Regions from separate parts of the Homo sapiens genome. Here region 2 is linked to region 1. The links are chromatin loops, found by intact Hi-C in ENCODE. Cell type or tissue: upper lobe of right lung. All regions are shown on one strand. Each heading gives the region's core, and the rest is flanking DNA. Links, peaks and the distances in the headings are about the cores only. Region 1 overlaps SUFU (SUFU negative regulator of hedgehog signaling). Region 2 overlaps SUFU (SUFU negative regulator of hedgehog signaling).

Region 1 (2,902 bases), core at 92-2,591:
CAGTGGACCTCCTGCAAGGAGAGGAAAAGATGGGATACTCCCCAGCTCAGAAGCTACAATTTGTTACAAACCAACAGAATTTCGCACCCCTGCCTTTCTCCCAACACAGTGCACAGCAGACAGATGCTCCAAAGGAAGGATAATCCCAGGAACATGGCTGACTGCTCAACAGCCCCTCTGCAGGGCTTCCAATCAAACTCCAAAGAAGGGGAAAGACAGAAACTCTCTTTAAGAAAGAAAAAACAACAAAGCAAACAAACTGGGGGCGGGGGGGGGGTGCGGGGGAGGAGACCCAAAACAGATTCTCTGTACATGTGGCTGAGGAGCTCTTGGGGCTAGAAGGTAAAGTTCTTCATAGCTGGTCAAATGGCGCAGATGGTGACCAGTTGTAGAGTTTCCCAACTTGGTCATGTGGTAGAAGCAAGAATTAACCCCTACCCTCACCCACCTACCTTTTCAAAGTTCTGGATGCAGTTTTATCACTTGAAAAGTTCATTTGAGTGTTTGGTTTGAGAGCTTCCCTCAGCTAGCTCTGTCTGATATTAATTTGGCTAAATGTGGTTGCAAGACATGGAGACGGGAAATGAATACGCAGTCCCACTTGATTAAAGAAGACTGAGAGAAGACATATTTGCTCTTGCAAAACTGAAAGGAAATGTAAAGGCTATTCCTTCCAGGTTTTGCCTGGAATCAAAGGAATCGCACAGCTAGCCAAAGGAGACTCAAAACTGCTTCCCTATGCATTTTCTCCAGAACCGCCCGCTCTTCAGCTTCCTTCCTGTCCCTCAAAGCCGCAATCATAAAGGCAAACAGTGAAGTGTAAGGAAAATCCCTTTATAAGCAGAGATGCTCAGTAAACTGGAATACAAGTCACAGCAGGGGAGGTGGGAGGCTGGCGGGCTGCCAGAGACCCTGCAGGTTCTCACCCCAAAGCGAGTGTAGGGGGCTGCAAACCTTTCAGAACTGGACTGATGCAGTTTCGCTAGCTAGAGATAGACTGTGGACCTGACACTCACCCTGTGCCCACATGGGCAGGGCACACAGCAGACAGCCTCATTCTCCCCCCAATGAGGGTGAGGACCCTGACTGCCCACAGAGCTCAGGAGGGTTCACCTGGCCACAGCTTGTAGCTGTCACTAGTCAAACCTCATTTACTCACCCATATATGCTATGCCCACCTGTAAAGTACACAGGTCCTTGCTTACCCCTTAGAGAGAGCCTGAAGTCCTAATCTAGCAGATGCCTTCACTTTTCTTTTTAAGCAGCTCCATCTGTTTAGACACCTGTCAGCATGAGAAGGCAGAATCTTCTGCCCACAAGCTTGTAACTGAGCAAGACCTGCCCTTGTTCCTCTCTCCTTCACCAGCACGAGGGCCTGCCACCTACACACAAGGCAGAGCCCAAGCCTCTTTGCTCTTTTTTTTTTTTCTCCCTTTGAGACAGAGTCTCACTCTGTTGCCCAAACTGGAGTGCAGTGGTGCCATCTCAGCTCACTGCAACCTCTGCCTCCCAGGTTCAGGCAAGTCTCGTGCCTCAGCCTCCCGAGCAGCTGGGATTACAGGCGCGCACCATCATGTCCATCTAATTTTTTTTTTTTTTTGAAACGGAGTCTTGCTCTGTCGCCAGGCTGGAGTGCGGTGACATGATCTCAGCTCACGGCAACCTCTGCCTCACAGGTCCAAGCAGTTCTCCTGCCTCAGCCTACCGAGTACCTGGGACTATAGGCACGCGCCACCATGACCAGCTAATGTTTGTACTTTTAGTACAGACAGGGTTTCACCATGTTGGCCAGGATGTTCTCAATCTCTTGACCTTATGATCCACCCGCCTCAGCCTCCCAAAGTGCTGGGGTTACAGGTGCCACTGCACCCAGACTAATTTTTGTATTTTTAGTAGAGATGGGGTTTCACCATGTTGGCCAGGCTGGTCTCGAACTCCTGACTTCAAGTGATCCACCCACCTCGGCCTCCCAAAGTTCTGGAATTACAGGCATGAGCCATCATGCCTGGCCCCAAGCCTCTTTGTTCTTTGTTTTTTGTTTTTGTTTTTTTTTTTGAGACGGAGTCTCGCTTTGTCGCCCAGGCTGGAGTGCAGTGGCGCGATCCCGAGTAGCTGGGATTACAAGCGCCCACCACCACGCCCAGCTAATTTTTTTGTATTTTTAGTAGAGACGGGGTTTCACCATGTTAGCCAGGATGGTCTCGATCTCCTGACCTCGTGATTCACCCGCCTCGGCCTCCCAAAGTACTGGGATTACAGGCATGAGCCACCAGCCTCTTTGTTCTTAAAGCCAAAGGGACTAAGGAGGTTTTAAACTCGTAGTCCTGGCCAGGCACGGTGGCTCACGCCTGTAATCCCAGCACTTTGGGAGGCCGAGGCGGGCAGATCACGAGGTCAGGAGATGGAGACCATCCTGGCTAACATGGTGAAACCCCATCTCTACTAAAAATACAAAAAAATTAGCCGGGCATGGTGGTGGGCACCTGTAGTCCCAGCTACTCAGGAGGCTCAAACAGGAGAATGGCGTGAATCCGGGAGGCGGAGCTTGCAGTGAGCCGGGATCGTGCCACTGCACTCCAGCCTGGGCAACAGAGCGAGACTACGTCTCAAAAAAAAAAAAAAAACAACTCGTAGTCCTATATACATTTCAACCAAAGAATGCCAGGAGGGCTGGGTGCAGTGGCTCACGCCTGTAATCCTAGCACTTTGGGAGGCTGAGGTAGGTGGATCACTTGAGCACAGGAGTTTGATACCATCCTTGGCAACATGGCAAAACCCTGCCTCTGCAAAAAATACAAAATTTAGCCAGGTGTGGTGGCACATGCCTGTGGTCCCAGAGGCTGAAGTGGGAGGATCACTTAAGCCCTGGGAGAGGGAGGCTGCAGTGACCCATGATCACACC
Region 2 (2,902 bases), core at 269-2,768, 64 kb after region 1:
ACATAGTAAAACCCCATCTCTAATAAAAATAAAAAATTAGCCGGGCATGGTGGCGCACACCTATAAATAATCTCAGCAGAGTCGAGGTCGTGTCACTGCACTCCAGCCTCGGCAACAAAGGAAGACTCTATCTCAAAAAAAAAAAAAAAAAAGAAAAGAAAGAAAGAAAAAGAAAAGAAATTCTCCTCAACATTTAAAAATTCACAAATTCAGAGATTTGGGGCCTGAACTCCAACCCTAAGTGAAAGCTTTGGCCTCAGGAAGGGCTCTGGAGAGTCCCTGTTGGGCCCTGCCCCACACTGGGCCGTGACAAAGGACGCCTCACGCTTGCTTGGTGGTCCAGATCACCTGTTCTTAGCAGGGAACTCCACCATCTCATGCAAATAGTCATCCTGACACTGAACATCCCTGAGAGGAAAGGCAGAGGGACCAGGCTTCAGGGAGGTGTGCCCCCCAATGAGCCTGCAGAACACTTCTTTTAGCCTGCTAAACTTAGCCAGGGGTGGGTCCAGTGGCTTAGGGAGGCATTCTGGTTGCCAGCCTCATGAGAGCTCTAGGAGGAGGGCAAAGGTCCAACCAGAGGAGGGACCAAGCTCCCAGTACAGATGTGTATGGCGAAGAAAGGATCTCTCTTGGAAACGACATGTTAAAAAGTTCCTGCAGGCCAGGCGGGATGGCTCACACCTGTAATCCCAGCACTTTGGGAGGCTGAGGTGGGTGGATCACCTGAGGTCAGGAGTTCGAGACCAGCCCGGCCAACATGGTGAAACCCCGTCTCTACTAAAAATACAAGAATTAGCCAGGCATGGTGGCATGCGCCTGTAGTCCCAGCTACTTGGGAGGCTGAGGCAGGTGAATCACTTGAACCAGGGAGGTGGAGGTTGCAGTGAGTGAGATCACACCATTGCACTCCAGCCTGGGTGACAGAGCAAGACTCCGTCTCAAAAAAAAAAAAAAAAAAAGTTCCGGCAAACTAAGCTTTGAGGAGGAAAAATTAGCATTTCTCAACTGCAGGAGACGGAGGCCACACTAAACAACAAGTGGAAAAGTTAATCTGTATCCAGTGTTTTAATAAATAACTCATGCGGGTGCAGAGCCCAGCTAAGAAGAACACAAGGGAAAGGGAGGCTCTCCACCAACCGGGTGGAGGCAGCCCCAGAAAGCCGGTCAGCGGCAGTTCCAGACCCCACGGGGGGTGCAGAACTGCTCCAAACTCCACTGGACATGTGCGCCAAGAAGTCACATTTGTGAGACAGAGCCTAGATCACCCATGGTGGTGAGGCATGGGCATGACCCATGCTTTTGGGCCAACTCCACACAAAGGCTGTCTTTGGAACCAGCCCGACTTGTACAGCAGATGACCTGCCCTGGGAAAATCCCACCAGGGAAGTCTGCCTGAGTTCTCAAATGCACTCTCCAACTACCCAGCCTTCCAGCCTCGGTTAGGGCCCCATAGGCTCTGTCTAGCCAGAGCTGTTGGTGGTACCAGGGACAGCCAGAAATCCTCACAGAGTGATGCTGAAACCACTTCTACAGCCGCATAGATCCCCACATTCCAGTCCACAGCTAGCTGGCCATGAAGGGGAAGGCCAGAGCTGCAAGCTCCGACAGCACTTGGCAGCTGAGGCTCAGCTGTCTGACACCTCCCAAGTCCCAGGGAAGAGTCCCACAGGACAATTTCTCCACTCAGGTCAGTTGGGAGCAGCCTTGGGGTTCCTAGAAAAGCACTCTGTTCTCTCCTGTGGCTGCCCAGACCTGGAACTTGTTCCATCTCTCCAACTTCAGAAATGGCTTCTTAAGAATCTTGATCAAAACAAGTGCTCTCTTGCCTGGTTTCCTTTAGTGAATGTGAATAAGGAAAGAACTTGAATGAAAATGGCCATCCCAAGGCTTATCAAATCATCATACTCTTCATCCCTTTTAGGGTTACCAGGGTGGGCATCCCCTCCTGACCCTGAAGCATGCCTGCCAGGAGCAAGAAGAAATGCAGAGGACCCCTCGCTTCTGCCTGTCCCTACCCTCAACAGGCTGTGAGGAGAAGGAAAGATCATAATAGGAGGAGGTACACAGCAGGCATTTAATAAATGCCGTTGCCAGGAGCACTGGCTCTTGCCTGCAATTCCAGCACTTTGAGAGGCCAAGGCAGGAGGATTGCTTGAGTCCAGTAGTTCGAGACCAGCCTGGGCAACATAGCAAGACCTCGTGTCAACAATAAAAAAAAAAAAATTTGCCGGGTGTGGTGGTGCATGCCTGTGGTCCCAGCTACTTGGGAGGCTGAGGTAGGAGGATCGTTTGAGCCAGAGTGGTTGAGGCTGCAGTGAGCCGTGACCTCGCCACTGCCCTCCAGCCTAGGCAACAGAGCGAGACCATCTCAAAAATAAAAATAAAAATAAATTCATATCAGTTTAAAAAAGGAGAGGATAACTTAAAAGGAACATGAAGTAAATAATACTACAAGTGGCAACAATTATGAAAGTGGCACTAGAAGTTTTTGAAATACTGAGCTAGAAGGTTTTTCAAGTCCCTCTCACTCCTAAAAGCGTTGTTGGTACCGCGTCAGGCTGCAGATGGCATCCCAGGCCCCTTCCTACAGGGTTCCTCTCAAACGCTACCTCCTCACTGCAGCCTCTAGCAATTCAGCAGCCTCACTAGAAGTTACTCCCTCTGCTCTGCTCCCAGACCGTGTTTTACACCCATGGACTGTAGCATTTATTACTCAATATTATAACCATCTTTACATGTTTATCTCCCCTCTAGAACATGAGCTCCTTCAGACAAGAATTATGTCTTGCTATTTTATCCCCCAAGACATCTATTACGATGTTCTGTGTCTGATACAAAGTAGGTGCTTGATGAATGTGTGCTGAAAAAATGAATCAATGCTTCTGCTCCTTTTTTGCTG

Evidence for each region. Peaks named below come from ENCODE experiments on the same cell type or tissue, not always from the same donor. Only the 100,000 strongest peaks of a DNase experiment are listed, where the experiment ranks them.
Region 2: a loop joins it to region 1, with 2.3 times the contacts of the local background. A loop is called at or near these places in 104 of 110 quality-filtered maps.

The regions. Positions count from the first base shown.
Region 1 is chr10:102,577,405-102,580,306 of GRCh38, reverse strand. The region is part of intron 3 of SUFU (SUFU negative regulator of hedgehog signaling); the gene reads right to left. Among named protein-coding and RNA genes, the nearest start is that of TRIM8-DT, 64 kb to the left of the region's middle. In upper lobe of right lung, for the core only: no CTCF peak of the experiment used is centred there; a DNase peak (open chromatin) is centred at 1,372; H3K27ac peaks cover 988 bases.
Region 2 is chr10:102,513,376-102,516,277 of GRCh38, reverse strand. All of the region lies in intron 2 of SUFU (SUFU negative regulator of hedgehog signaling), which reads right to left. Among named protein-coding and RNA genes, the nearest start is that of SUFU, 11 kb to the right of the region's middle. In upper lobe of right lung, for the core only: no CTCF peak of the experiment used is centred there; no DNase peak of the experiment used is centred there.